Linked DNA regions of Homo sapiens: regions 2, 3, 4 and 5 are each linked to region 1. A link is a loop called in an ENCODE intact Hi-C map of the cell type or tissue named here. Cell type or tissue: CD4-positive, alpha-beta T cell. All regions are shown on one strand. Each heading gives the region's core, and the rest is flanking DNA. Links, peaks and the distances in the headings are about the cores only.

Evidence for each region. A loop is a pair of places that touch in the nucleus more often than their neighbours do. Peaks named below come from ENCODE experiments on the same cell type or tissue, not always from the same donor. Only the 100,000 strongest peaks of a DNase experiment are listed, where the experiment ranks them.
Region 2: a loop joins it to region 1, with 3 times the contacts of the local background. A loop is called at or near these places in 2 of 110 quality-filtered maps.
Region 3: a loop joins it to region 1, with 4 times the contacts of the local background. A loop is called at or near these places in 18 of 110 quality-filtered maps.
Region 4: it touches region 1 in a loop (2.4-fold over the local background); 56 of 110 quality-filtered maps call a loop at or near these places.
Region 5: it touches region 1 in a loop (2.5-fold over the local background); 18 of 110 quality-filtered maps call a loop at or near these places.

Annotation. Positions count from the first base shown.
Region 1 is chr6:112,040,774-112,046,820 of GRCh38, reverse strand. No RefSeq gene overlaps it. Among named protein-coding and RNA genes, the nearest start is that of CCN6, 10 kb to the left of the region's middle. RefSeq lists a silencer at 2,957-3,056. In CD4-positive, alpha-beta T cell, for the core only: CTCF peaks have their summits at 2,958 (motif pointing right) and 3,647 (motif pointing right); DNase peaks (open chromatin) are centred at 3,040 and 3,620; H3K4me3 peaks cover 1,058 bases; H3K27ac peaks cover 1,307 bases.
Region 2 is chr6:111,756,674-111,762,720 of GRCh38, reverse strand. The region is part of intron 3 of FYN (FYN proto-oncogene, Src family tyrosine kinase); the gene reads left to right. Among named protein-coding and RNA genes, the nearest start is that of FYN, 110 kb to the left of the region's middle. In CD4-positive, alpha-beta T cell, for the core only: no CTCF peak of the experiment used is centred there; DNase peaks (open chromatin) are centred at 1,625, 2,690 and 3,600; H3K4me3 peaks cover 2,704 bases; H3K27ac peaks cover 4,000 bases.
Region 3 is chr6:111,008,479-111,014,525 of GRCh38, reverse strand. The region is part of intron 7 of RPF2 (ribosome production factor 2 homolog); the gene reads right to left. LOC124901375 (a long non-coding RNA gene) reads right to left here and starts at 4,305. Exons shown (of 2, transcript XR_007059705.1): 1 at 4,263-4,305; 2 at 938-2,694. In CD4-positive, alpha-beta T cell, for the core only: a CTCF peak has its summit at 2,673 (motif pointing left); a DNase peak (open chromatin) is centred at 2,665.
Region 4 is chr6:111,994,397-112,000,443 of GRCh38, reverse strand. No RefSeq gene overlaps it. Among named protein-coding and RNA genes, the nearest start is that of CCN6, 57 kb to the left of the region's middle. In CD4-positive, alpha-beta T cell, for the core only: CTCF peaks have their summits at 2,906 and 3,109; DNase peaks (open chromatin) are centred at 3,163 and 3,972; H3K4me3 peaks cover 374 bases.
Region 5 is chr6:110,996,397-111,002,443 of GRCh38, reverse strand. RPF2 (ribosome production factor 2 homolog) reads right to left here. Exons shown (of 10, transcript NM_032194.3): 5 at 5,180-5,261; 6 at 2,657-2,733. Among named protein-coding and RNA genes, the nearest start is that of RPF2, 17 kb to the right of the region's middle. In CD4-positive, alpha-beta T cell, for the core only: a CTCF peak has its summit at 2,559 (motif pointing right); a DNase peak (open chromatin) is centred at 2,593.

The sequences.
Region 1 (6,047 bases), core at 1,289-5,288:
AAGTATTTGTGTATCTAAACATATCTAAACATAGAAGAGGTACAGTAAAGAGATCATATAAAAGATTAAAAATGATCCACCTATATAAGACATTTGCCGTGAATGGAGCTTGCAGGACAGGAAGTCGCTCTGGGTGAGTGAGTGGTGAGTGAATGGGAAGGCCTAGGACATTATTACTGTGCACTACTGTAGACTTGATGAACAAATAGATTTAGTGTAGCCTATTTTTTCTTTGATAATAAATTAACCTTAGCTTACTGTACCTTTTTTACTTTATAGACTTTTTATCCTTTTTTTAACTTTTTGATTTTTTTTTTGAGACAGTCTCACTCTGTCCCCCAGGCTGGAGTGCAGTGGCACAATCTTAGATCACTTCAACCTCCACCTCCTGGGTTCAAGCTATTCTCCTGCCTCAGCCTCCCAAGTAGCTGGGACTACAGGCACCTGCCACCACACCTGGCTAATTTCTGTATTTTTAGTAGAGACAGGGTTTCACCATGTTGGCCAGGCTGGTATCAAACTCCTGACTTCAAATATCCACCCACCTTGGCCTCCCAAAGTGCTGGGATTACAGGCATGAGCCACCGTGCCTGGCCAACTTTTTGACTCTTTTATAACACAGCTTAAAACACATTGTACTGCTATACACAAATAATTTATTTGTATCCTTATTCTGTATGCTTTTTTTCTAATGTTTTTTCTTACTTTTAAAACTTTTCTTAGTAAAAACTAAGACACAAACATCCACATTAGCCTAGGCCTACACAGGGTCAGGATCATAATATCACTGTCTTTCACCTCAACGTCCTGTCCCACTGGAAGGTCTTCAGGGGCAAAAACATGCATGGAGCTGTCATCTCCTATGATAACAATGCCTTCTGAAGGACCTGCCTGTCCTGTGTTATAGCTAACTTTTTTTAATAAGTAGAAGGATTACACTCAAAAATAATGATAAAAATATAGTATAGTAAATATATAAACCAGTAATGTAGTATTTATTATCATTCTCAAGTATTATGTACTGTACATAATTGTATGTGCTATACTTTTATATGACTGGCAGTGCAGTTGGTTTGTTTATACCAGCATCACCACAAACATATAATGCATTGCACTGTGATGTTGGAATGGCTACGATGGCACTAGGTGATTGGAGTTTTTCAGCTACACTATAACCTTATGAGACCACTTTTGTATATGAGGACTGTCATTTACTAAAACGTCATTGTGTGACATGTGACTGTATTGCACATCTCACTTACCTTTTTTTCTATATGTCTTTCTGTTAAAAGCATCCCATTTTTTTTTTACAAAGCACTAGCCTCACGATCCCAACGTGACTCTAGTCACATGTGCATGAGAGAGTAGGTTTGTTTTCTCTTCTTCCTCCACTAACGTGTATACAAGCCTTGTTAATCAACACCTGTGCATTCTCTGAGGGGCTGTTCTGTGCGTGCTAAGGTGCTGCCAATGCCCCCCACCATGGATGGAGGGACAAAGAGGTGCCAGGCTCTGCTTGGTCCCCTGTCCAACTTTTAATAAACCAGGTCCAAAAATGAGCAACCTCTGACCACCACAAAATGCTCTGCCCAGCCATCTGCGTGGGGCTTGGGTCAGAGTCTCCTTGAAAATAAACAGGTGTCCTCATTCCAAGGGCCTTTAAAAAAGTCAGGCTGTGGCCCAAGGAAAACAAGGCCAAATATCTCAGAGGTTTATAATTCATTTTGTCACTTGGCCTTGTTAGTCTGGTTTGCAGGGGGAGCTCTGTGTGGGAAACAGGGCTGAGTTAATCAGAGGCAGACACCGAGGCCGACCACATGCAAAGGAGAAGCAAGAGAAGAGGAGGACAGAAAAATTTCCAGTATTTCCAAATGTGGGTGAAGCTAATCTTTCAGAGAAGGAAAAGTATGCATAATGTGGTGTGTCATTCCTGATTTGTAAAATGCTTGCACATGTGAATCATAATTCAATTAGATGGGGACAGTGACAGGCATCCTGGACTTGGAGTCAAAAGACCCTCATTCACCTTCAAGCTCTGCTACTTTTCTGAGCTCACTCACCTTAGACAATTTCCTTCAGGCCTCCCTGCCTCCAAGCTTCCTACCTCCCCCAGTCCAGCCTCAACATTGCCATTTGATCTCTTTTTCTTAAACACAAATTAGATCATGTCACTCTCCCGCTCAAAACCCTTTTTCACTCCCCCTGGAATAGAACCCAGCTCCTGGGAAGCACAGTAGAAGGCCTTCCACGATGAAGCAACCTCACCCCTGCACTATCCTTGCCTCACCTGCCAGCTCAGGTAGCACAGACCTGCTGTACTGCGAGTCCCCCAGCCTCTTGCTTTTGCTTATGCGATTCTACCAGGACAACCCTGCCCACTGCTTTATCTGATAAGCAGTTTGCACAAGCGACTTCTCCCCTGAGAACGCTTCCTAACCAGCACCCACAGCAAAGCTCCTCAAGCAATTAGCGTGCCACCCTGCCCTTGTAAAGCCCATACTGCAATCATCTGTTTATATGCACGGTTGCAAGATTTTGCTTATAAAAATAATGATAATAATAGATGCCCAGTTAACTGCTTTAGCATATATGGGACACACACACACACAAATTCCGTGTTAACCTGAAATTCAAATTTAACTGGGCATATGTTCATATGGCTTGTCCCTACTAGACTGGGTCACTGAAAATAGAGACTGAGACATCTTCATAGCCTTGGTACCCACAACATGACTGACTTACAGCAGGGGCTTGGGAAATACTTACTTTAGAGTTTTTAGCCTTAAAGTTACTAATCTTACAGGAAAATGAATAAACACTCCACTCACTTTTTATTTGCCTTCTTCAGTGAGATCTACATTAAGTGAGATCTAGGTTTTGCAGAAGGCTAAAGGTCACCCTTCTGCAAAATCTAGATTGCAGTTTCCAGACTGTCCGGCTCCAACCTGCCATGAGCCCCTGCGGACGCTAGATGGCGGAATGGGTTAAGGGACTAGCCCTGCTCTGGGGTCCGGGCGCCCCTATATAAAAGCAGGCGCTTCCTCTGCCGCAGAGCCCTGCATTATTGATTGTGACGCTGCCGCAGAGGTGGGAGGAGCCCGCCGCCATCTCGCCAAGTCTGCAGTATCGGGAACATGGCTTTAGGATCCTTTTCTCTCTCTGCAAAAAGTCCCTCGATAGCTGGAAAGAGAGAGCTCTCTGTGGCCCACATGATTGTTTTCATTCATAGGAAGATCAGACCTTCCCATAGTCAGAATCATTTTTATTTCACATTGTCATTCTGAATAGCGGCACCAAAGAATAGCAGCTGTACTTTCTGAAAGCCACTGATTTGAATCGGCACCTATCGTAAAATATTACCGCGTCACTGAAAGGCAAAATAGTCGGGGGCGGTGGGGGAAATTCATCATCTCTTTAGGTTTCTCAGTTACAAAACATTCTTATAAAAATAGATGAAAGTACTACGGACGTAAAATAGTTTCATGATATTTAAAACCACGGCCGTATTTTCAACCAGCATTCATTGGAACCGGAATCTGTATCTTGGAACTGAAAAGCGCTGATCTGAAACTAAACCGTGGGTGGGGCCCTGACGCCGTCCCCTCCGTGGCACCCTTCCCTCCGGGCCAGCAGAGGGCGCTCAACGGGCAGTCAAAGGGGCTCTCGCAGGAGTCCTGCCTATACAAACATTTTATTTTAGCAGGGAACTGAGTTGTCTATTTACTCACCAGTGTTTTTATTTAGCCAATGCCTTTCTTTGAATATAGATGTGCTGATTAGAGTGCTGTATTGTTCCCTCTCTTTATGAGCCACACATATAATGCATCCTCCATGTTGTCTCATTTGAGTTTCCTTTGTGAAATGAGAATTTAGAGACAGTGTAAAACATCTTGACTAAAGAATCTTAGATTCTGTACTCATAACCATCAAATATAATTCAACAACACATTTAAAGCAGCTTTTCCTGTTGAATCTTTCCCAAGCATTTTGCTTTTTCTTTCCATTGGAAATATCTTTCTTCATGTATCTGTGTATCATCAGTTTTAGTAATATTTGCTCAAATTAATATTTGCTCAAATTGTGTCGTTATCGGGATACAATTAAGTGGAATGAACAGATTAGGAAAGAGGCAAACAACACACTGGGCCTACTAAAGAGGAGCCTCCTCTCCTACCAGCTGTGAGCTCTCAGTGAGCTCAGGGTGTGTTCGTATGTTCCACGAAAGAAACTAAGAGTTAATTAATCTGTCCTGGTACGCGGAGGTCAATCAAGACAGTTTCCACCTGAATTCAGAAAGGTTACATCATTGTTTAAAAGAAATACACACACACACACACACACACACACACACACACACACACCACTTTTCCAAATCCACATGTAATGTAATTGAATCAACTGCTAAATCAAATGCTGTCTTAAGACTTGACAGAACAAAACTGAGCTCACGCTTACACACACTAGGACTGTTAATTGATGAGGCTCATCCACAAAAGACTCTCCAAAGTGAATCTCGTGTCACAGTTTCAGAGTGTGGAAAGCAACTCTTCAGTCCTGGATGATGGCTTTCAGAATGCCATCTGTGTCCTGTGCATGCCAGGCACACAGACACTGCCCTTACCTGCCCCTCAGGTTTTATGTCCAAAGTTAGTATGTCCACCTTCAGTAAGCAAGAATATCAGTTCTTAAACTCAGGTTCACAATAAATATATTTTTAGAATCCCTTAAATCAAGTCGCATGTAACTCCAAGTCCCCCTTTTATTGAGCTGTTGGACAGCTGAATCATAATCATTATTGGGCACCTCCTCCATCCTGGTTTGGGTCAGGGTTCCAGGTCCCTGCAGCCCACAGGCAATGGTTCCTTCAGGTTTGACAATCCTGCTATTTCAGTACCAGCCTTGGGTCATGAGAACATTGGTGCACTGGAAGATGCTGCATCTAGGGACCAATCTCCCTGGCTGGAGTCGCTGCTAGGGATATCTTGGCACCTCCCCAGCCCAGCACACTGCCAAGGAGAGGTGAGCAGCTCCCATTCTCACAGGACCTCTGACCAGTCTTGGGGGAGGAGAATCTCTTCCAGCCACCTAGCTGCTCCAAAAATGTGCCACTTCCTCCTCCCACTCTAGGAATTTACTGTAAACGGTAGTATCAGCTGTAAACCCTTTCAAACAAGATGGTGCCACCATCCCCACCCCCATTCCCAATAAAACTAAGGAGCTGCAGAAACTAAATGTGTGGATTGGCACTGCATGGGAAAAAGTTCTGTTCTAATGGGACAACGTAATGCTAAAGATTCAAAGCCACTTTGATCAAAAACATTCTGTCTTTTCTGGACAGTTACAAAAAGAGGAAAGATGGAAACTTTCCCACCATGGAGAACATGGGAGCTCTGTTTTGGGGCTCTTGAAGCATTTCCATGTATAAACACTTTGTTTTGTTAGCCAGCATTTTCGGTTCATGCATTCCTTCAGTCCCACCTCTAATTAAGCAAAGGCATTAAATTTTTAGTATCAGTAATAAATATCCCTTCCACCCCCCAAAAATGTTTATTACAATTATATGTTTTTTCTGCTACTGAAAAGGAATAACTTAAGTTTATGTGATGTAAATGTTGGCTTTGAGAAAATGAATAGGGAAGTGAGTCAGGAAGCAATCAACAGGAAGCATAATGGTGGGAAAGAAAGCTGGGACTCACAACCCCTGAGATCTGGAGGGTGAATGCAGGTCACCGGGCCACTTCCTTTAGGGAGCTCATTATTTCAGAGACAGCACACCATTGTTGGAACCCTGTGTAGCAGCACTGTCTAGCAGAACTTTCAGCAATTATGGAAATATTCTATAATATAGAACTATAATGTGCTGTTGAGCATTTAAAATATGGTCAGTGTGAATGAGGAACTACATTTTTTATTTTATTTAATTTTAATTAATTTAAGTTTAAATAGTCATAAGTGGCTAGTAGCTGCCATGTTGATAGCATAACTCTGAAGTCTTTTTTCTTTTTTAATCCATAATTTATCCCTCACATATTTCCATAAATGTTTTT
Region 2 (6,047 bases), core at 662-4,661, 280 kb after region 1:
AAAGGTTGGACACCCCTGCATGCAGACTTCCCCCACAAGAGACACAGCTTTGCAGGGCCATTTCAAAATACATCAGGGAAATATATGTTAGGGTAAAATACTTTGATTTCCTTTTAGGGCCTGTTATCTGTCATGTGATGTTATGCTAGTGTCAGGTTGGAGTTAGTATCATATTGCTATAAGAGTCTGTTCTGTCAGCCTTAGGGTCTCTGTTTTAATGTTCATGCCAGCCAGTTGTGCCTGAACTCCAAAGGGAGGAGGGTATAACAAGGCATATCTGACCCCCACCTTCCCTTCATGGCCTGAACTAGTTTTCCAGGTTTCTTTGGATCCCCATGGTCAAGAGGAGGGTCCACTTAGTCACTTGGGGGGCTTAGAATTTTATTATCGTTTACAATAAAATAGACATTACTTAGAGGTATAAGTAATGAGCATTAACTGGTGAGGTCTTAGGGAACTGAGAAAACCAGATGCAGAAGCAAAGCCTCTCCCAGGGTGGCCCCCAGCTGTGGCCAACAGCTCAGGAAGCTTCCTCACCGCTGCTGCTCGTGGAAAGCCAGAGCCAGATAAAATGAACAAGTTATTTTTTCCAGTTCAAGCCACTTAGATAGGATTCCATGATGATTTCTTTTTACCATTTACCCAAAGGAACATTTTGCATACACACAGCCTACGTGTTGAAGCTGTTCCTTCTCACGGAAGGGCATAACCAATTTCTTCACATAAAAAACATCGAGCCACCCACACTCCTCCATGATGTAATGCAGGTCCTGCTTTGACGGTGAGCTGACCAGGGATTGCTGAGCAGTCTCAGCATTGGGAATGATGATTGGATGCAGATAGCCTGTCCAGGGGATTCTCGAGAGCATTTTTTTTGCTAAAAGTACAAGGAGACCCTGGGCAAGCAGCTAGCAGCCCCCTTTCACAACCCTGCAGAGCGTCCTGGAGGTCCCAGCAGCCACTGTTCTTCCTCCTAAGCTTGCCTGCCATGGCAGCATCCACTCCACCCTTCAGTGCTTGAAGCCAAGTGGTTGTCGCCCCGGAAGGCTCTGCCCTTCTGGTTTTAGACTGCTGTGGAGGAGGGAGCCACTTGGAGATACAAAGCCCACCTCTCTAGAATCTTCCAGGGTCCCCACAAATTATAAAACTATGGTCACACCAGGAAACCAAGGCATTTTCAATAACAACCTTTCCTACTGATTTCCAGCTTCATCTTCCAGAATTCCAGTGCACTGCCATTCATACCATTCATTAACTGTTCTCCTTTCACTAGACCACGAGCAGGTATACAGCCACAAAGAGGAACCCATCTCATGAGTTAACTACTCCATCAGCTTCCTTCACCCTGAAATCTTTTGGCAGTACAGGCTAGAAGGAAGAACAGGCTTTGCAATCAGACCTGGGAATGAATCTCATCGGCATCATTACTGGCTGCAAGATTTTGGGAAAGTGGCTTAACTTCTTAGTCCAGCTCACAGGATTAATGTCAGGTTTGGACTCAGATAAAGAATGTGAAGGCTCCCTGCCTAGTCTCTGGCTTGTAACAAGTGCCACCAAGTGCTAGTGTCCTTTTTCTGTATTATGTATGTTGAGTTGTAGATATCTGCTGTCAGGCCCTGTCCCTGCCACTGGCTGGTGATGTGAACACATCTTGTGTCTTTGCATCTCTGCACCACAGTTTCATCATCTCACAATGAACTGCCTGCTCTCCAAGATGTGGAGTTTTTTAAATTATACAATTTGGTTGCACCTTAGGGGATCCCTCTGATTATGGAGGCACAGTAAGGTCCTGAGCATAGGTGGTCAGCAGTCCAGAAAGGGAGAAGGCCGAGGGCAGACTGGAGAATGGGACTGGTGAGATTCAGATAGGAAGAGCAGGGGAGAAATGGTCAAAGTGAGACTGGAATCAAAAGGTTGGCATTTCTAAAAACTATAATTGCACTTAAGAAGTTTTGCCAAAGGCGATTTAGTTACCCCACAGTGAGGAACATGGGTGCCTATGTCTCCAGTCACTTCCCCACAAGAAACCTAATTGCAGCCTGGGCTCCGTGCAACTCCCAGCTTGAGGGGAGGCCCATGGGCTTCTTTGTGTGAGGAGCGCGCTGCAGCATTCCTGCCCACACACGCCACTGCTGCCTTTCTCCTGAGAAGGAGTTCCGTTATTATTTCATGTGACCTCACAGCCAGGGGAGCTGGTTTGCCATTTTGCATAACACACATTAAATTTGTTTTTAGATGTGCTGTTGAGCCTTGCCTGTGGATCTTCTGTCCTCTTGTCGGTCCCTGCCTGCTGCAGCCATCCAGGCACTTAGGATGCCTATCTTTTTCTCTACAGCTGCGAGGAGCCCAGTAGTTGGGTTTCCTTAAATGCAAGCAGATGGAAGCGAGCAGGAGTGTGGAGGCAATTAGAGGATTTCCTCCTCCAAGCAGTGCGGGTTTGCTCTCTCTTTGGGTGTGTGGCTGTTCTTGCTCATTTTAATTTTCCATTTGGGTTTTGTCAGGCTGTCAGCTTTTTTTTCTGGCTGTATTATGCTGCTGGTTGCAGGAGCTTGCAAAATGGGGTGATTTGGTTGCTTATTGTTTGGAATCAAACTTTTCACAGTACGGTATGGGTGACGCATATCGTGATGATGATGACACTTCATATTTGTAAAATATTCTGCAACGTAAAGAATGTTTTCACATACGTCACTGTCTCATTTGGTCTGGACAGAGGCCCAGAAAAAAAAAAAAATGAAGGCTGTACTCAGTCTGCTAGAGTCAAAGTTTTGCCTTATCTTTTTACGCCATCTCTAGTCAAACCACAGCGGAGAGAATAATCGAATGAAAACTGAAGCTTTCTGCTTTATTCCTTTTCTCCTTCTCCTTTCAGTCAGGTAAATATTTTTCACTTTCTGAACACAGTGTTAGATTCTCTGGTGACAATTAAATAATCGTAGCAGATAATCGTTGCCGTCGGGGAGCTTTCAATGTAGGTGGGGAGACAAGACATACAACAGTGAGTTTACATAACAGTGCCTGGCACACAGAAGGCACTAAGGAACTAGGTGCTGAATGAGTGGGTGAGTAAATGAATGTGGAACATAGCCCACCAAAGTCCTGAAGGGCAAGAACCCCTAGGGGGGGAACCAAAAGATCCACAGTCCTTGATGAGAATGGGCACCGAGTGCCTGGGTGCCTGGGAGTGAGCAGGCGAGAGGACCCAGCACCGTTGTGGACAGCCTCCGTTCGGTTAGCACCACTGCACGAGGGCTGGAGTAGAGAGGAAGCCATTTGTTTATGAGCTGAGAAGAGTGAGCAGGAAAAATGCCATTCTTTGCTCTTAAGGATGAGACAAGCATAAAAAGAGAGGCAGACAGGCAGACCAGAAGGAAGAGATTGCTGACAAAATCATTGTCAGGAAAAGTGCCAGTGAAATCACTCCACCTTAAAAGATCTATGTTCTGGTTTTGAGAACCTACTATATTGTAGACCTGTGCCAGAAGCCAGAAGAAGGCAATGGGAAGAATCAAAGAGATTCTTGGCCCCAACCCTTACCAGACCCTGCCATGCACAGGAAACAGTTAAACAATGTGACTGTCTCACCTGCAAATGATCAAGTGTTGGGTATAAGCCAAGGAGCTGAGAGAGGGGGAGACCAGCGCAGGTCTGAGGAGCTGAGAAGGGAGGCTTACGTGAAGGGTAAGACTCGCATGGGCCTGGCCGGTGGACAAGATGTGGGAACTGCATGGACAGTTATGTGGAGGTGCATTCCATCCTGGCTGGAGAGTGTGTGAGGGGCAGTGGGAGATTGGTGGAAAAGATATAGGCCACTGGTGTGGAAGGCTGGGAAGCCACGCTTCAGATCGGAGAAAGTTGCTAATCAGAGAAGCGGCGTTCTGGAGGTGGTAAGTGGAGCTTTGTTCATGCCCAGAATTTTCATTCCTGTCCTGCCGTCCTAAATGCTGGGCTGCAGTCTGCACTGTCCCCCGCTGATGGTATGAGAGTAAGCCAAAGGAAGGAAACATCTTGTTGGGATGGCACTGAGCCATTTCAGTGTCTCCTGGGGGCACTGAGCCATGCCCCAGGGCAAATGCCCAGTGGAGAACAGGAGTTCAGGAGAAAAGGTCGTCCTCCAGTCTAACAATCAGCAGGACACTTGGCTTTTGTTGGGTATTTTCACTGCCATGAAACTATACTTGGTTTGTGAATGTTTTGGTGACCACCAAAAATGTATATGATGTGAATTCTAGGCATTTTCATTATGGTGGATTTTTTTAAATAACGTCCACATTAATATACACCCCTAGTGTAAAGTACTTAAAGATACAGAACAAAACAAAAGTCACCTATTAACCCATCACACAGAGATAGTCACGCACATCATTAGTATTTTGTTGAATGTCCTTTCCCGGTGCAAATTTAGGAATGTTTAAAACATGGTTTCAAATTGGACTTAATGTTTTATATCCTACTTTGTTTTAACTTAGCAGTGCACCGTGAATATTTTTTAGTCACTAAATTTATGTTGCAATATGATTTTAGTGCTATATACTATTCCATTATAGGTATGTACTATATTTAATCAAACAGAAAATCAGTCTACTATCTTTGCTTATTTTGATGTTTCCAGTGAGTTAGGCTTTTAACATATTTTTAAAAACAACATCAGAATCTAGTGTTTTCAGATAACCATGTTTTTATTGAGTGAGTTGTCCAGCAAGATCCACGTGAATATAGAACATTCTCTACCCTTTTATCTCATTTTTTTTGTCACTTCATTAAAAATGGTAATAAGTCAACCCCTCTGTGGAAAAAAGAAATCGTATGTGCCATAGTTTCCTTCTCTAAGACTGTTAAAAACATGAGCTGACCAGGCCCCCATGCCGATGGACATACCTGGATATACAGTAAGAGTACAGGGAACGCAATTGGATCAAGAAGTTCTTAGAATTTAAATGACATCCTGTGTTTTGTTGTAGTGAAATTTCAACAGAAGTAACTCTCCCTATTATCTTCATGTAAATGAAGAACCAAGCATTCAAGAGCTTTCTTAAGAGCTTTGCCTACCTCTTGACCAATGTCTCCCTTCATAGCATCCATCTCCTTCCTGATGTGGGATGCCATTTTGGAGGGCCACTTCCTGCTGACTTTATTGTAAGCTGTGTAGAAGAGAAGGTATCAGCCATATTTTTCCTTTTAGGCAGAGTTTGATTTGCAGAGGCCTGGACTTCCTGCTTATGTGTCTTTCCAGTGAATAAGTGTGATTCACCACAGTTCAAAGTAACCCCATCTACAACGCCTCATTTTTTTAAGTGAAATTTTTCCATGGGAATAGAATAGAGAGGAATCCTGTAGGTCTTCCATGAAATTATACTCCCTGCCTCTCAGAGTTTTACAATATAATTAGGTTACTTGTTTGTCTTAAATTTTTTTATTATCCTGTGCTTATCTGGTTGAGGTGCCTGTTGAAGAGCAGGAGATGAAGGTCAAGAAATATAAGCACAGTGCTCAATTTTTTAAAATAACTTTGTCTTACTGTTGCTCGTGGATAGAAATAAAATTTTTCATATTAAACTAATACTTAGCCGTTTGCTGAAACCTCTTATCAATTCTAATAATTTATCTGTATTCTCTTAGTTTTTCTGTGTAACAGACATACCATCTATAAATAATTACAAGTTTTTGTTCTTTTTCAATCTTTTATCTTTTATATATTTATTTTTTCTTTTCCTACCACTCTGGCTAGGACCTGCAGGAAATAGCACAGGGGATAGGAAGTAGGGATAGCGGGGATAGGAAGTAGGGATAGCACAGATCCTTAGCTTGTTACTGATTTTAAAGGGAAGGCTGTTAGCATTTCACCATTGAGTATGGTGCTTACTGCTGGGTTTTGGTAAATACTTTCTATTAGATTATGAAAGTCCCCTTCTGATCCTAGTTTGCTAAAAGTTTCTATTTTAAAAAATTATAAATGTGTTAATTATTACTGAGTGCCTTTTCTGTATCTATTGATAAGATCATTGGGGTTTTCTCTTTTAATCGGATAGTACAGGAATTATTGTCAT
Region 3 (6,047 bases), core at 1,166-5,165, 1.0 Mb after region 1:
GCCCATAAGATGCAGATTATCTCCATGTGCACAGATGAACGCATCTTTTGTTGTCTGCTTTTCCTTTCTTGTGCTTAACCAAAAGAAAATCACAGGCCAGGTGCAGTGGCTCATGCCTGTAATCCCAGCACTTTGGGAGGCCGAGGCGAGCAGATCATGAGGTCAGGAGATCAAGACCATAGGGGCTAACACAGTGAAACCCTATCTCTACTAAAACCACAAAAAATTAGCCAGGTGTGGTGGCAAGTGCCTCCCTAGCTACTTGGGAGGCTGAGGCAGGAGAATCACTTGAACCTGGGAGGCGGAGATTGCAGTGAGCCGAGATTGCGCCACTGTACTCCAGCCTGGGCGACAGTGTGAGACTCAGTCTCAAAAAAAAAAAAACCCAAAAAACAAAAAACACAGCATTAACTTGTATAAAACAAACACAAGTGGGCAGGCACATTTATACACCACCCTCCTCTACTCCCCCAAACAAGAAAAAAAAAAAACTAATGAACATTTTTAATTTAAAAAAAGTACATATACTACATATATTTATACATATATTATGTACGGATGGGGTCTCACTATGTTGCCCAGGCTGGTTTCGAACTCCTAGACTCAAGCACTCCTCCTGCCTTGGTCTCTCAAAGTGCTGGGATTACAGGTTTGAGCCACCACGCCTGGCCTGGGACATTTTTATAAAACAAGTTTGTACTTTTCAAGATATTTTAATCTAAATATCATAATAAAGAGCTTTCCCATGATTTTGCCAAAGCCTGACTCTCCTTCAGTGGCCAAGTTAATAAAGCTCACTCATTGGTGTGGCATTACTGAAGTCAGAGTACTTCTGGGAAACGAAATATGTACATTCCAGTCTGCTCTGAAACAACTTTCATAATGCAAAATTTTCAGGACATCTGTGCTTTGGGAGAAAACTTTAGGAACACAATAAGCACATGGAAAAGTACTCTTTATTAAGTCAAAATTTCTAAGACTATGAATATAAAAGGATTTTCAGTCTGTATCCAATAGTTCTAACCAGCCATCCTTTTATTACAACATTTTCTCTTAACTGCCAAACTGAAATTTCACTAAAGTTTGCAAATCATCAAGGTAACACAAACAAGTAATGAATGAAAACGGGAGGGCATAAATGGTAGTACTTAGTAACCGGAAAGCAAATATGTCTAACAGCATGATATTTTCTGGCTAGAACACAACAGAGTATTGTTTACACATGAATACCATTGGCAAGAATCCATTCACTTAATAAATTGTACCAGAGCACCTATTATGCAAAGTGATAAATGACATATAGCATTTTTCTATCAGGGGCCCTGCATTCTAGGTAGATATGAATACATACAAACAACTGCAATTTAAAGTAGCACATTAAAAGGAGAACAGTATAAACCATTCTGGAAGTTCTGAGGAGAGAAAGATCATTTCTAGTTGGGAAAGACGTCATGCAAGTGGTATATACACTGTTAGGATTTTGACCAAGAAGTATGATAAATAACTTTATGAACTTGATAACCTAAAGTATAATAATACTGTATAAATAAAAGCATGGCTGGGCACGGTGGCTCATGCCTGTAATCCCAGCACTTTGGGAGGCCAAGATGAGTGGATCACCTGAGGCCAGGAGCTTGAGACCAGCTTAGCGAACATGGCGAAACTCTGTCTCTACAAAAAATACAAAAATTATCCAGGCATGGTGGTGAATGCCTGTAATCCCAGCTACTCAGGAGGCTGGGGCAGAAGAATCGCTTGAACAGCTGATGCGGAGGTTGCAGTGAGCCAAGATTGCTCCATTGCACTCCAGCCTGGGTGACAGAGTGAGACTCCATTTCAAAAAATAAACAAATAAGAAATAAAAGCATGTACTTTGGAGAGACCTAAGTTCAAAACTTTAATATGCCACTTGGTAAATGCATGACCTTAGAAAAGCTACTCACCTGTCCAGGCCTCAGTTTTCTCAATTGTATAATGAAAATCAGAATTAAAAATTCCTCTACTCCAAATTTTTTTAAACAACCATATATATAATATGCTACCATTTAAGAAGGGAAGAATAGGCCACGCATGTTGGCTCACACCTCCAACTTTGGGAGGCTGAGGCTGGAGGGCTGCTTGAGCCTAGGACTCTGAGACCAGCCCAAGCAATGCAGCAAGACCTCATGTCTACAAGAAATAAAAAAAATTAGCTGGGCGTGGTGACGTGTACCTGTGGTCCCAGCTACTGAGGGGAATGAGGTAGGAGGATTGCTTGAGACCAGAAAGTTAAGGCTACAGCAGTGAGCCATGATCATGCCACTGCACTCCAGCCTGGGCAACAGAGTGAGACCCTGTCTCAAAAAAAGAAAAAAAAAAAAAAATGATGTAAACAAATTAAGAATGAACAAAATGGGTATCTTGCATGAAAAAAAGTTAACTTTTCTTTCTGGTCAATTAAGAAAAAAAAAAAAAAGGAACTTCCTAAATGAAAGCCCTTCATACATTTCTTGCTCCCTACTGATATTTCATTTGAACACACAACATAAACCAAAGAGCAGTTGTTTTACTTCATATTTATACTGAAAACTCAACTTCCCTTGGTGCCCTACAGTCTGAATCTGTTCCTCTTCTACCTTTCTGCTTCTGTCCAGATTCCTTTTTGGTTTTCACTCCCTTCCCCTCACCACTGCATTATGTGATCATTCCTGCCATCTAGTGGAAGCACAAAATAATGAGAAGGTGGGGCTTATTAAAATACAAAAAACATTTAAACAAATGCAAACAAAAGCTCTCTCTGTTATAACAAATTGTAAGTATCTGCCTCACTGACAATAAACAATTATATGGGAGACCTAGGGGAAAGAGAAAAAGGCAGAAAATCTAGGTCAATGGAGTACAAGTAATGGAAATCTTAGCTGAAAATCTGGCTGACATTTTGGCTGGAAAAATACCCTTGACCAGGCACGGTGGATCACACCTATAATCTCAGCACTTTTGGGAGGCCAGGGCAGGCAGATCACTTGAGGTCAGGAGTTCAAGACCAGCCTGGCTAACATGGTGAAACCCAGTCTTTACTAAAAATATAAAAAATTAGCCGGGTGTGGTGGCATGCACCTGTGGTCCCAGGTACTAAGGAGGCTAAGGAAGAGAATTGCTTGACCCTGGGAGGTGGAGGTTGCAGTGAGCTGAGATCATGCCAGGGCAACAGAGTGAGACTATGTCTCAAAAAAAAAAAGAAAGAAAGAAAGAAAGAAAGAAAGAAAGAAAAATACCCTTGATAATTTGGGATATATAATATTGAGAGAAGGAAATATTAGTCATTGTCTTTCATGTATGAATTTAATTCATGGAAAATATGGATAAGAACCTATAAAGATTCTAGAAGGGATCATGGGAATATGTTTACCACAGGCAAGATGGACAGTAGGGGAAGAAAAGCTCAGGCTTTGGAAGCGTTGGGTTTCAACTTGGCCTTACCTACTTAATAGCTCTCATTTAACTTCTCAGAGCCCCTGTTTGTTTTCCCATCTGTGAAATGGGAATGTCATCAAACTCAAGAACTTTTGTAAAGATTAAACAGATAATAGTGGTTCTTAGTTTCTTTTTTAAAAAGTAGCTATTACTAATACGGGAAATAAATTCTAAAAATTATAATCCCAAGAATGGGTGACGTGTTTTTTTTTCCCCTAAAAATTATAATCCTGACAATAAAGACCATAAATAATCCCAAAAAGGGAAAATGAAAGCAATGTATTTGTCACAGTTTTTTTGGTGGGCTCAGATTTGTAAAGCATGTGCATACAACGTAATTTTATACCCCATCAATTTTTCAAAAGTGATCTACAGCAAAGTATATAAAAATTTAAAACAAGGGTAACAAGAAGTGTAGCATAAGCTTGTAAGCATGGTGCAAGAAAAGCTCAAATGGAATAAAGTAGACAAGGCCACTGAGCATCAGATGGAGGCCTCGCGGCTGTCAACACTAAGGTGAAATAGGACCATAAAGGACTGCTGCTTTGAGAGTATCAGTGTACTGTGCAGGAAAAGCTGAATCTCTCAATCCCCATGAGGGAAAAGAAGCAAAAAATTCAGTAAGAAGATTTTCTTAAATTGGAGAGAGCTAGGTGTGGTGGCTCATGCCTGTAATCTCACCACTTTGGAAAGCTGAGGCAGGTGGATTGCTTGAGCTCAGGAGTTTGAGACCAGCCTGGGCAATACAGGGAGACCCATATCTCTACAAAAAATTAAAATAAAAATTAGCTGGGCATGGTGGTGTGAACCTGTAGTCCCAGCTGCTCAGGAGGTAGAGGACTGCTTGAGCCCAAGAGGTCAAGGCTGCAGTAAGACGTGATCACACCAGTACACTCCAGCCTGGGTGACAGAGCAAGATGCTGTCTAAAAAGAAAAAAAAAAAAGAAAAAAAAAAAAATTGAGGGACAGAGAGACAGACCCAAGACCCTTTAAATTAGTACCAATCTCTTGGAAAATTAAATTACTTTCCAGAGTTATAAAAGAGCTGGCAAATATAATTGCAGAATGCTAAGTACTAATAACCTTTTAAAAATCATGGAGGCTGGGTGTGGGGGCTCACACCTGTAATCCCAGCACTCTGAGGGCTGAAGTGGGAGGATTGCTTAAGCCCTGAAGTTCAAGACCAGCCTGGGCAACACAGTGAGACCCCATCTTACAAAAAATTTTAAAAATTAGCCAGGCATAGTGGCATGTGCCTATGGTCCCAGCTACTTAGGAGGCTGAGGTGGGAGGATCACTTGAGCCTGGGAGGTTGAGGCTGCAATGAGCCATGATTGAGCTACTGCACTCCAGCCTGGGCATCAGAACACGACTTGCCTCATAAAGGAGAAAAAAATAGAAAAGGATGTAGTCCTTATATTCATTACACAAATCATTTAGAACTAGCATAGTTTGCTAGGTGTGGGTTATCTGTAGAACAACCTCACAAGGTTCTTGTTAGAATGAAGCAGTGTATATGAAGTGCCTACTATATGCCTGGCACTTAGGATGATGATGGTAATAAAGTAAAAATGAGCCAGGGCCTGTCGCAGTGGCTCATGCCTGTAATCCCAGCATTTTGGGAGGCCAAGGAGGGTGGATCGCCTGAAGTCAGGAGTTCAAGACCAGCCTGGCCAACATAGCAAAACCCTGTCTCTACTAAAAATAAAAAAAAAATTAGGCCTGGCGCAGTGGCTCACACCTGCAATCCCAGCACTTTGGGAGGGCGAGGCGGGTGGATCACGAGGTCAGGAGATTGAGACCATCCTGGCTAACACAGTGAAACTCCATCTCTACTAAAAATACAAAAATAAGCTGGGCATGGTGGCAGGTGCCTGTAGTCCCAGCTACTCGGGAGGCTGAGGAAGGAGAACGGTGTGAACCCGGGAGGTGGAGCTTGCAGTGAGCCGAGATCGCGCCACTGCACTCTAGCTTGGGCGACAGAGCGAGACTCCGTCTCAAAAGAAATTAGTCAGCATGGTGACGGGCACCTGTAATCCCAGCTACTCGGGAGGCTTAGGCAGGAGAATCGCTTGAACCCGGGAGGTGGAGGTTGCAGTGGGCCGAGATCACACCATTGTGCTCCAGCCTGGGCAACAGAGCAAGACTCTATCTTTAAAAAAAAAAAAAAAAAAGGAGCCAGGAAGGTCACTGAGGGCTTCCCGGAAAAGAAACTTGATGATCTGACACTTAAATGAATAGTAGAAACTGGATAAATAAGAGCAATATCAGAATACACAATAGAAATGTGAATAATATATTGGCAATAAACCCTTTCTAATGGAAAAAAAGAAGGCAATAGGAGATCAAGAAGGCCAAGCTACATTGGTTATATATTGTGAAAGGCCTTGTATATTCAACTCAGAAAAACTAATTAAGGTTTTTGAGTTGGAAGTCGGTGATACAAACAATCTTGAAATTTTAATCCCTCAACTTTCTAAATTTAATTTTAAATGATGCTAGGAATGACAGGAGATGGGTGCAGGAATTTTATAAAACACTATACAAGTAATACCTAAGTTACTAACACATCCAGAAATAATCATCTACACAGT
Region 4 (6,047 bases), core at 1,006-5,005, 46 kb after region 1:
GCTCTGACTCTTCCCCTCACCAGGCCTGGTTGTCTTGCTTCTGGGGTGTTCTGTTCATGCCATTCCCCCTATCCGAAAGGCCTTCCTCCCCTGGGATCTGCTTGTCCAAATACCACCTGATTTTCAAGGCCCATCTCAAATATTCCCTGTTCCCTGAAGTCTTCTCTAATCCAAGTGAAAGTATTTTTCCCTCTTTTACATTCTCATAAACCCTAACTTTAGACTAATTATTTTCTGCCTTAAATTATAATTCCTGAACATGGTTTTCTTCTCAGCCTAGATTACAAACTCCCTGAGGGAAAAATAGGAAACTTTATACCACACCTTCCCTAGGTATTTAGCATTGTGTTTTGCAATAAATACATATTTCCTTAATTAATACATTCTGAAGGAAGAACCCGTAGGACTTGGTGTTTACTGGGGAAAAAAACATAAATAGAGGAATAAAAAGAACTTGAAAGTTTTGAAGTTTAGCTGAGCAGAAGGGAAATCATGACACTGGTAGGGATAGTGACTCCGATGGGTAAAGCAATTTGGGAGTTTAGGTGACAGTAAGGCATCTCAAAGGAAACGGCCACCAGGCAGCTAGAAATATGAGACTAGCAGGGAGCATAGATGTGAGACATACAGCTCTGAGAATCCATATGATCCCCAATGAATAAAGTGGAGAAAGAGAAAAGTATGTGTTAAGAACCTGAGCCTTGAAAAATAAGAGTATGGAAAACAAAGAAACCACAACATAAGAGCTAGAGAAAAGAACTAAGATTGTGAAGAGGACAGCATTTCCAGAAAGAGATGTCAACAATGTTAAATATAGACACTCACTGAACTGATGTTTACTGAGCACCTACTAGGTGCCTGGTTCTTTTGGATGTACTGGAAATAGAATGGCCAGGAAAGTCCTCACCATGGAGTTGACATTGAAGAAGAATGCTGGACACGACGGAGCAGGCCATGCAAATATCTGGAGAACATGTGTTCCAGGCAAGGGACAGCATGTTAGCTTCCTATGGTTTCCATGGCTGGATATAGTGTGAATCTCTGGCTTTTGATGGTCAACTCTAAGGGCGGCTCCTGCAGTGCTCTCTGTAACTTATTGGCTTTCACACATGGATGAGGGATTAGGTCTTTGTGATTTTCTATGCTCAGGGGCCCTATATGGGAACCACGTTGGTATTTACGGGTTTTTTTTTTTAATGGTGAGTTTATGGCTGGATCCTTGAGGACTACTTTGGACACTGTCTGATTCTTCTCTGCTTCTTCAGCACTGATTGTAGTAAACGGTGCTCAATATGTGTTCAACCATTGTGGACCATTTTTAAATGGACTATCAAAGGGAGACAAAACTGGACACTAAAGTGGAAAGGGCCTATTTTAAACATTAATAACAATTGCAATAGAGAAAAGAGTCCAGTGTGAACTGAACTCATCCTTGATTTGCAGATGTGGCTGGATATTTCAAAATGGGATTGAGGGAGTAGAGGCTCAGTAGAGTCAGAGAAGTGAAAAATTACAAAAAGTGAGAAGGAGGTGTTGATCCACGTGAAACCCACCTGGATTTGCTAATTGGCACTTATTGAAATTAGATTCCTACCCTACTACAGAGATTGGGTGACTGGGACCCTGTCTTTAGGTGTTGGCAGGAACAAACAGTAAATTCTTTTAGTAGCCTTGAGTTCTCTCAGGCAGGTGCTTTATGGGGGCTAGGGTCATCTGAGGGGTGCAGCTTTGAGTTTTTTGATACTTTGTTAGTGTTTGTTCAAGTGTTTATAGATCAAGGTCGAGCCCCAGTAGAGAAGAGGGCTCAGGGGAGTCTGCTAGTTTGGTCAAGAAGAGAATCTTTGTGGGGACAATGGTTGTTGCTAAAAGAAACTAGGACAAGTCTAATAGAAATTGTATAAAGGGTATTCACATGTAATATACTTCTTGCTTCTGATGTGTACATTTTCATAACTCTGAAAATGTCTCTGTAAGTTTGTGTATTGATAGGGCACGTGGATTAGGCCCTGAGAGTTAAGGCCCTTTAAGCAAATGCTTGGGTCCTTGATCTAATACTACTGGGAGGAGGAAGCACAGGTGAAATTGAGAAAGCCCCAAGCACCATTATGTGCTCATAGCTTAAAACACAACAGCAAAACATGGAGCATTTCTATGTTGAAGCTTGGTTAAAAGGCAACGGCAGGCCAAACCCAGTTATTACAGCAAATATGTACTGCAAATCTATCTGCCTTCAATTGGTTGAAGTTACAGGAAAATATATTCCCTCATTCCCTAACCCCCCAAACCCCTTGCAAAACACATCCCACAAATTCCCATCCCCAACAGCAAAGTCATGGGCCATGAACTGCGATGTTAGCCTTTCTCTAAAGAATCTGCTCCTGGCTCCTGACAGAGTTTGGAAGTCATCCTCTGGCCCCATTCTTCGCTGGGAATGAGCGCCATCAGCCTGTGCACACACTTGGCCTGCACATCACCCTGGAGACTCAGAACCTGGCTTCAGAAGAGTGGGAGGGGCAGAAGACGGAAGCAGAAAGCAGGGGCGAGGGCAAGAACCCCCTGGAGCTGATTGCTGCTCTGTGAACGCACCAAGGTCAGGGGAAGGAAATCTTCAATAGTCGACAGCCTCAGGTAGAAATGGAGAGCTGGCCACCTCTAGGGAGCGGCTGTCAGTGAAGAAGGGTGAGCGGGAACCCCTGACCTCCTCACAGCGCCCGGAGACATTGCTCTTCTCTCCTACTCTCCTGTCCGCTATTTCAACCACACACACACACACACACACACACCCTGCAGTAAAAGAGTTGATGCTTTCCTATGGGAACTCTCTGGTTGAAATCCTAAAGGCAAGTGAAAGGGCTTTTTAAAACCAATCCCAATGATCCGTTTGAGGGAAAAGAAATAAGGCAATGTTTGGAATAGCATCTCCAGCACTGATGGGAGTAAGTGGTACCAATGAAGTGAAATCCTCAGCTGTCAGTCCTGGGCTTCTCTACCAGGGGAAACAATGAGAAATGTTTTTTGTTACCTCGCCTTTGTTCGTTGGAAATTTGATCAGAATTCCCATGTCTGCTATTTTCCTTCTGTACGCTTAACCAAATGCAAAGTCTCAGGCTCACGCTAGAGGTCGCTGTTGATCACATCCGAACCTCACCTCCCAACGCAGGCAGGAGAGGCAGGCTCACCGCCGCACGTCTTCACTGCAGTGGGAACAGCCTGCAGGCTTTGGTGGCAGGAAGATCAGTTTGGCCACACCCGGTTCAGGTACAGCGCATCGGCCTGCGAGGACGTTGCTTTTTATTTCACAGACAAAAGTATAAAACGAGGATAAAGCAGATAATTAAAGGTGCTTCAAATTAATTTGAATTTTTTTAAGTACTGCATAATTTATGACGTTTCAACACTTCCCTTCCCCTCCCTGTCTGACCCCCCAACCATATCACTTCTTCCCCCACTTCCATTAAGCAGTTTGAGGAGTGTACAATATGAAGGACTTGAATAAAAGCCCAGGCTTAAATATGGACCATACCTGCAGTTAGCCGCTATCACTGACACCACTGGGCTTGTATCCTTCCCAGCTGGTTCTACGCCCAGAATATAAAACAGCTAAGAAATAAAATGACAAGACAACAGGGCCGATAACATTGTAAGCAATTACAGCCTCTCTTGATGCTGAGAATCCTAAAGACGCCACCCAAAAAGCAGTATTCTAATCGAAGGCCATTATTAATGAACCAGATCTCTGCTTGGCTGACTCCTATTCTTCCTCTCCTAATTATATTCATCTGCTCCTTCTTTGGTCCTAACTTTGGAAATTGCTTTCAGCACAGACCAATCCCAAAGGCGAGCTGGAAGCCAGAGCTGAAATAAAAGTCGGCGGTATTATCATTTTGAGGCAAGTCACGAAGTATTTATTGTTTGCTGCATTTCCACTTCTGCCCTTGACTCTAGACCCAAAGTAGAATTGCAGTGGTGATGCAGTGACATCATACACGCAGACACCGGTGCAAAGCAGTGTCTCATTCAACATTAAGATTGTGGCACTGACGGCAAGGCTTAGAAAAATTCCCAAAAGATAGGGTCCAGAGCACTGGTGTCAACTAAAAAAGGTTTATTGGTAAAGAGTGTGGCTTTGACAACCCCCGACATGGGAAGAGAGCAGAGGCTGCAACAGCCTAGCAGGGGCCAGGATGCAGCCACGACCGTGGCTTCTGTGAGGAGGCTTATTACATGAAAGCAGCCGAGAACTTATTACGAGAGGCAGCCTACACTTGGGTCCCAGGCGGAGGTGCTGTCACTGAGTAGGATGAGAGGAAAGGAACCTCTAACAGTGTTATAGCAGGAGGGACATGGCATAGGTGTAGTTTAGAGGGAAGGAATCTGACTGTACATATTTATTTATTTATTTATTTAGAAGGAGTCTCTCTCTCTTGCCCAGGGTGGAGGGCAGTGGTGCGATCTCAGCTCACTGCAACCTTTGCCTCCCAGGTGCAAACTTTGCCTCCCAGATTCAACCTGGGAGGTACAACCTCAGCCTCCCAAGTAGCTGGGATTACAGGCACCCACCACCGTGCCTGGCCTAACTTTTGTATTTTTAATAGAGGGGTGTTTCACCATGTTGCCCAGGCTGGTCTTGAATTGCCGACCTCAGGTGATCCACCTGCCCCAGCCTCCCAAAGTGCTGGGATTACCGGCGTGACCCACTGTGCCCAGCCCACCTTTTTAATATTGTGGTAAAATATACTGCTATGTTCTGAATGTTTGTGCTTCCCCCAGATTCATATGTTGAAACCTGATCCTCCAATGTGATGGCATTAATTTGGGGAGGTGACTCAGTCATGAGGGCAGAGCCTTCATGAATGGGATTAGTGCCCATATAAAAGAAGCCAGAGGGAGCTTGTTGTCCTTCTGCCATGTGAGGACACATAAAAGGCATTGTTTATGAGGAATAGGCCCTCATCAGACACCAGATCTGTAGGTGCCTTGATCCTGGACTTCCCAGCCCCTAGAACTGAGGCTGTTCTGAGAGCAATAAATTTCTATCATTTATAAAATGCCCATTCTAAGGTATTTTGTTATAGCAGCCCAAACTAAGACATATATATATATATATACACACACACATATATATATTATAAAATTTACTATTTTCATCATTTTTAAGTGTACAATTCAGTGGCATTAAGTAGATTCACAATGTTGTGCAACCATCACCACCACCCATCTTCAGAACTTTTTTATTATCCCAGACTGGAACTCTGTAGCCGTTAAGCACTAATTCCCCATTTTCCCCTCTTCTCACTTCTTGGCAACCACCAGTCTGCTTTCTGTCTCTGTGAGTTTGACTATTCTACGTACCTCATAAAAGCGGAGTCATACAATATTTGTCCTTCGGTGTCTGATTTATTTCACTTAGCATCATGTTTTCAAGGTTCATTCATGTTGTGGCATGTCAGAACTTCATTCCTTCTTAAGGCTGAGTGATAGCCCATTGTCTGTATATACTACATTTTGTTTATCCATTCATCTGTCAGTGGCCATTTAGGTTGTTTCCACGTTTTGCATAGTGTGAATAATGCTGCTGTACATACTGGTGTGCAAGTATTTGAGTTCCCGATTTCAGTTCTTTGGGGTATATGCCTAGGAGTGGAATTGCTGGATCGATAGGGTAATTCTGTGTTTCACTTGTTGAGGAACTACCCAACTGTCTTCCACAGTAGCCACATCATTTTACGTTCCCATCAGCAAAGCACAAACGTCCCAATTTCTCCACGTCCTTGACCACACTTGTTATTCTCCTTTTGTGTGTGTGTGATAATAGCATTTTAATGGATATGATATGGCATCTCATTGTGGGTTTGATTTGCATTTCCCTAATGACTAGAGATATTGAACATCTTTTCATGTGCTTGTTGGCTATTTGCATATTTTCTTTGGAGAAAATACCCATTCAAGTCCTTTGACCATTTTGAATAGCCATAACACTTTTAAACAGAATGCTTCTGTCCTGACTCAGCCACTTCCTTGCTGTGTGACCCTAAGCTAGTTACATA
Region 5 (6,047 bases), core at 636-4,635, 1.0 Mb after region 1:
GCCTGAGCCCAGGAATTCAAGGCTGCAGTGAGCGGTGATCCCACCACTGTACTCCAACCTGGGCAACAGAGTGAGACCTTGTCTCTAAAAAACAAAAAAAGAAATGAGACCTGACAAACAATAATGGTTTTGTGGTCCAGTTTACTTTTTTATTTTTATTTTTTTAGACAAAGTCTTGCTGTGTCACCCAGGCTGGAGTGCAGTGGCATGATCTCAGCTCACTGCAACCTCCACCTCCTGGGTTCAAGAGATTCTCATGCTTCAGCCTCCCAGGTAGCTGGGATTACAGGCGTGCACCACCATGCCTGGCTAATTTTTGTATTTTTAGTAGAGATGGGGCTTCACCATGTTGGCCAGGTTGGTCTCAAACTCCTGAGCTCAGGTGATCTGCCTTCCTTGGCCTCCCAAGCTACTGGGATTACAGGCGTGAGCCAGCACGCCTAGCCGGTTTACTTTATACATATATGAGACAATGTCTCACTACGTTGCCCAGGCTTGTCTCAAATTCCTGGCTTCAAGCAATCCTCCCGCCAGGGCCTCCCAAAGTGATGGGCTTACAGGCATGAGAGCCTGGACTGTGGTCTAGTTTAGAAGCTGCACAATGACTGAAGTATTTCATTGCTTTGGAAGTGAAATGGAAAGAGTAGAGGGACTGGAAGGTGCTCATCAGCCAGTGCTCCCTCCCACTAAGCTGGTGATAAGCTAGTGGCAGTGGTAAAGGTGAAATGGGGTTATGCTGGTCATCTCCAGAGATTCGTGCATGGTCCCAAAGAGACACTATAATAATGACAGCTGGGTACCCCAGCACTTTGGGAGGCTGAGGAGGAGGATCTCCTGAGCCCAGGAGTTTGAGACCAGTCTGGGCAACACTGTGAGAGCTTGTCTTTACAAAAAAAAAATTAGCCAGGTGAGGTGGCACACACCTATAGTCCCAGTTACCTGGGAGGCTGAGGTGGGAGGATTGCTTGAGCCCAGGAGGTCAAGGCTGCAGTGAGCTGAGATCGCGCCACTGCGCCCCAGCCTGGGTGACAGAGCAAGACCCTGTCTCGAAAGAAAAAAAAAAACAGAAAGAAAAATAATATGAGGGCTTCCACCATAATCAAGCATCACAGTTTATGTACTTTACAAAATACGTTACAAAATATTATCTTTACTGATAAGCATTTTCACATATATTATCTCATTTGATGTTGTTATACTTATTTTACATGTGATTGCAACTGAAGGTCAAGGAAGCCATTGACTTGTCAGGTCACAAATGTCATCTAAATAGCCAAGACAGGCCTCAAATCCAAGTGTTCTGCCTCTAAATCTAATTTCAGACCACTGTTCCACCTGTACCTGAGGAAACTGGGGTGACTGACTAAATAGGGATCTGGTAAGAACCTTTTTTTCCAAACTCACGGGATAAAGTTGCTTAGTACAGGAATTCTACCAAACCTGGAAAGCATGTCCTCCTCTTAAAGTCAGGAAAAGAGTAATTATACATTTTTGCTACAATACTTCCAACTAGACCATGAGCCTCAAAAACCCATAAACTGAGAGCAGTTATATAACCTTCTATTACCAACAACATCACTTCTCTCAAAGCCCTAGAGTCCTAATCTTGGTTATACTGACCATATGTGTGATTCTAGTTCACCAATGAAACCCCTATGGGCCTTCAATCTCCCAATCTATACAAAAAAGAAAATTACTTAGGCCTTACCCAGATTGCTATGAGGTCTAGGTGAAATAATGTATTTGATAAGATAGATTAAGCCTGAAGCAGAGTTCTGAGGGAACAGAAGCCCAATTTGTACCCAGGAGCTGAGTTAGAACACTCTTCCTGCCTTTCTAAGAGTATTTTTACTACCATTTACTACTTTCTATTTCATAATATCATTAAAACAAAGATGCAACTCCCCAAGGGTGAACTGACCTGCCATTTGGTGGTTAGTAACCAACATACTATAGAATCAGCCAGAGCTTCCTGGGTTCAATTTGAAAATTCTACAGGTTTTTCTAAGGTTCCATAAAATAGGTGCTGTGATAATTCAGAGGAAGAGGACAGTATTTAAACTATAGACCTACAGGTGCTTTGGCTCACACCATGGTCAGGAATTTGAGACCAGCCTAGGCAACATGGGAAACATGACAAAACCCTGTCTCTACAATAAAAATACAAAACAATTAGCTGGGCGTGCTGGCATGTGCCTGTAGTCCCAGCTACTTGGGGGTTGAGGTAGGAGAATTGCTTGAGCCCAGGAGGTCAAGGCTGAAGTAAGCCATGTTCATGCCACTGCTCTCCAGCCTGGGTGACAGAGTGAGACCCTGTCTCAAAAAAATAAAACAAAATAATAAAAAATAAATTCAAACTATGAAAAAAGCAAAAAATAAAAACAAAAAATAAAAAAACTATGGCCTAGACAAGAATTAGTAACCACAGTCTGAAGTCTAACAGCCACAAAGTCCACATATGTTGCTATTCACTACAAATATATTCCTCTTTTTAAAAGAAAGGTAAAATAAAATTGTATTTTTATCCTGGAGCATGTCAAAATAAAAACACAAAGTTCTTGATCTACAAAACTCTATCAGTACTCTTCACCACAAGATGTCACTACTGGTCAAGAGAAGCATTACAAAATACTTTTCATTTCTATGAGTATCTTACCTTAATGTCTTTTAGAGAGACAAAATTCTCAATACCTAATTCAATCATATCCAGCACATGGTAGTCATACATACGACCTGGAAGGAAAATGTATTTTTAAGCATGTATTTTTCCCAAAGAGCCACCTTACATATACCCACAAGAGCTGTGTATTCAAAATGTCCTAATATCTGCCTCTTTTTTCTCCCTATACCCCCGCAAACATATCCCACTTTCTTACATTTTCAACTCTACTTATTGATTTTTATGATATTAGTCATGGAAAGGATCTCAGATATTACTTAGCCCAACTCCTTTATTTTATAGAAGAATAAATGACAGCCTACAGAAGGTAAAGGGCTTGCCTAAGCCAGTGAGCATGCCAGGCTCAATCTCAATACACTGAGGTAAAGGTTCTTTTTCAAATCTATTTATTCAATAGATATTAGAGAAGGATTAATTTATGTGGGTCGATACATTTTTTTTTCTAATATTGATTTAGTACATATATATATTTCATATGAAAAAAATATCTACAACTTAGGATAATTTTCCCCCCCAATTCCAATGGATCCATGCTATTTGGGAGCTCAGAGACACTCAATGCAAGTATAAAGTAATTGTGCTGCATCTACAACTAAGTAGGCAGGGATGCTGAGAGCCCGAAGAGACCACGCTTCCCATTTAAACCAGAATTTGATTCCGACAGAGACAGAAGGAAAAGGCATTCTAAGAAACATGAATTACCAGGGAATCTTTTCATATTCTTTCTTACTTGTGGCACTTCACTGTATTGGTAGGGTCATATTTATATGCCCCATTCTTTACTTGCTGACCGACATAAATTTTTTTTTTTTTTTTTTTGAGATGAAGACTTGCTCTGTTACCCAGGCTGGAGTGCAATAGCATGATCTCGGCTCACTGCAACCTCTGCCTCCCTGGTTCAAACAATTCTCCTGTCTTAGCCTCCTGTGTAACTAGGATTACAGGTGTGTAATCTATTTCTTGGGAGCCTGCCTCTCCTTGGCACTGGCTGCAACCAATTATTATTTTAGAGAGACAGTTAAACAGCTGCCTGACTGTCACCTGATGGTCGCCTGACATTCCTGGTTGGGGTCGGGTGAGTGGGCAGCCTCTCCTGTCCTGTGCGTGTCTGCCTATCTACTGTAACAAGCTCTGTGACTCAGATTAACTGATGGTATTGAGGAATCAGGAGTAATCAATAAGCTGTAAACTAGTTTGGTGGGGTTTTTTGGTTTTGTTTTCACCTTGTGACATTGAATAAAAAATTTTTAGATCAGGCCGGGCACAGTGGCTCACGCCTGTAATTCCAGCCCTTTGGGAGGCCAAGGTGGGTGGATCAGCAGTAATCAGCAGCTAGTAATCAGCTGCTTCCCAATAAGATCTCAGGAGTTGGGTGGGTGGGCTCAAGCATGCACACTAGGAGGCAAAATGGCTGACTTCAACTGGTATATGAACTTGCTCTATGCTTCAAATGAGCATACGTACAACTCCAATAAACACACCGTGCATGTGGCCCCTCCCAGTGCTGGCAGGCCACTGCACAGGCAGACAGCTCATCCCAAGGAAAAATCAAGGTAGGAGGCTAGGCATGCTGGCTCACGCCTGTAATCCCAGCACTTCAGGAGGCCAAGGCGGGTGGATCACTTGAGGTCAGGAGTTCAAGACCAGCCTGGCCAACATGGTGAAACCCCGTCTCTACTAAAATTACAAAAATTAGCTGGGTGTGGTGGTGGGCACTTGTAGTCCCAGCTACTCGGGAGGCTGAGGCAGGAGAATTGCTTGAACTCGGGAGGCGGAGGTTGTAGTGAGCCGAGATTGGGCCATTGCACTCCAGTCTGGGTGATGGAGCAGACCAAGACTCCGTCTCAGGAAAAAAAAAAAAAAAGAAGAAAAGAAAAATCAAGGGAGAAGAGACACCAACCCCCCTGAAGCATACCAACACATATAAAGCCCCCAAGTCAAAGGTCAAACAGCACACATGAATCTCTCAAGTTGCCTGCTTGGCGCTCAAAGCGTACTTCACTTCCTTTTACTTCCTTTGTTCCTGCTCTATAACTTTTTTTTTCCTTGAGACAAGGTCTCACTCTGTCACCCAGGCTGGAGTACAGTGGCGCCATCTTGGCTCACTGCTACCTCCATGCCTCAGCCTCCTGAGTAGCTGGACTACAGGCACGCGCCACTACACCTGGCTAATTTTTGTATTTTTAGTAGAGATGGGGTTTCACCATGTTGGCCAGGCTGGTCTCGAACTCCTGGCCTCAAATGATCCACCCACCTCGCCACCCAAAGTGCTGGGATTACAGGCATGAACCACCATGCCAGGCCCCTGCTCTAAAACTTTTTAATAAACTTTCACTCCTGTTCAAATACTTCCCTCAGTCTCTTACTCTGCCTATGCCTCTTGGATGAATTATTTCCTCTGAAGAGGCAAGAACCAAGTTGCTGCAGACCCGTATGAATTCGCTGCTGCTAACAAATTGACTCTATCAGTGAAAACATTAAAAAGTAAATTATACTTACCTATTACTAGATTATTTGGCCGCTTCTTATTATGGGAGCCAAACATGAATAAAGAACAATCTGACTTCTTTGAAAAGAATTCCTATAAAACCAAATAAATCCCATTTAGTCCATGCATAAATTTAAGAACTTTAAGAATCTTACCTTTAAAAATCTTACCTTCAGGCCAGGCACGGTGGCTCACACCTGTAATCCCAGCACTTGGGACGCCGAGGCGAGTTGATTACTTGAGATCAGGAGTTTGAGACCAGCCTGGCCAACAAGGTAAGACCGTATCTCTACTAAAAATACAAAAGACAGCCAGGTGTGAAGGCACACGCCTGTAATCCCAGCTACCTTAGTGGCTGAGGCACGAGAATCGCTTGAACCCAGAAGGCAGAGGTTGCAGTGAGCTGAGAATGCGACACTGCACTCCAACCTGGGGAACAGAGTAAGACTCTGTCTAAAAAAAACAAAACAAAACGAAACAAAAAACTCTAACAGTTTTTTTCTTCCAGTGGAAGTTAATGAAGACTTAATGAACCAGAAAGAAAAATACAGAGGAAAGGTATTTCCAGCTTTTTACTTCAAGTTTCCTGATTTGGGGTACTTAGGGAAAAGATGTGCATTTCAAGACTAAGAATACATGAAAACTATTCAGTTAATAAATAAAATGAAACCATTTATTTTGTTATGCTGTCATTTTGGAATAGCACACCAAGTGTTTCATTTGCTGAACAAATTCCTTTTACTCGCAGGATATCACTACTATCATTGCATACATTCAAAACACACGAGGCCCAGTAAGGTGGCTCATGCCAGTAATCCCAGCACTGTGGGAGGCTGAGGCAGACGGATCACCTGAGGTCACCTGATGTCAGGAGTTTGA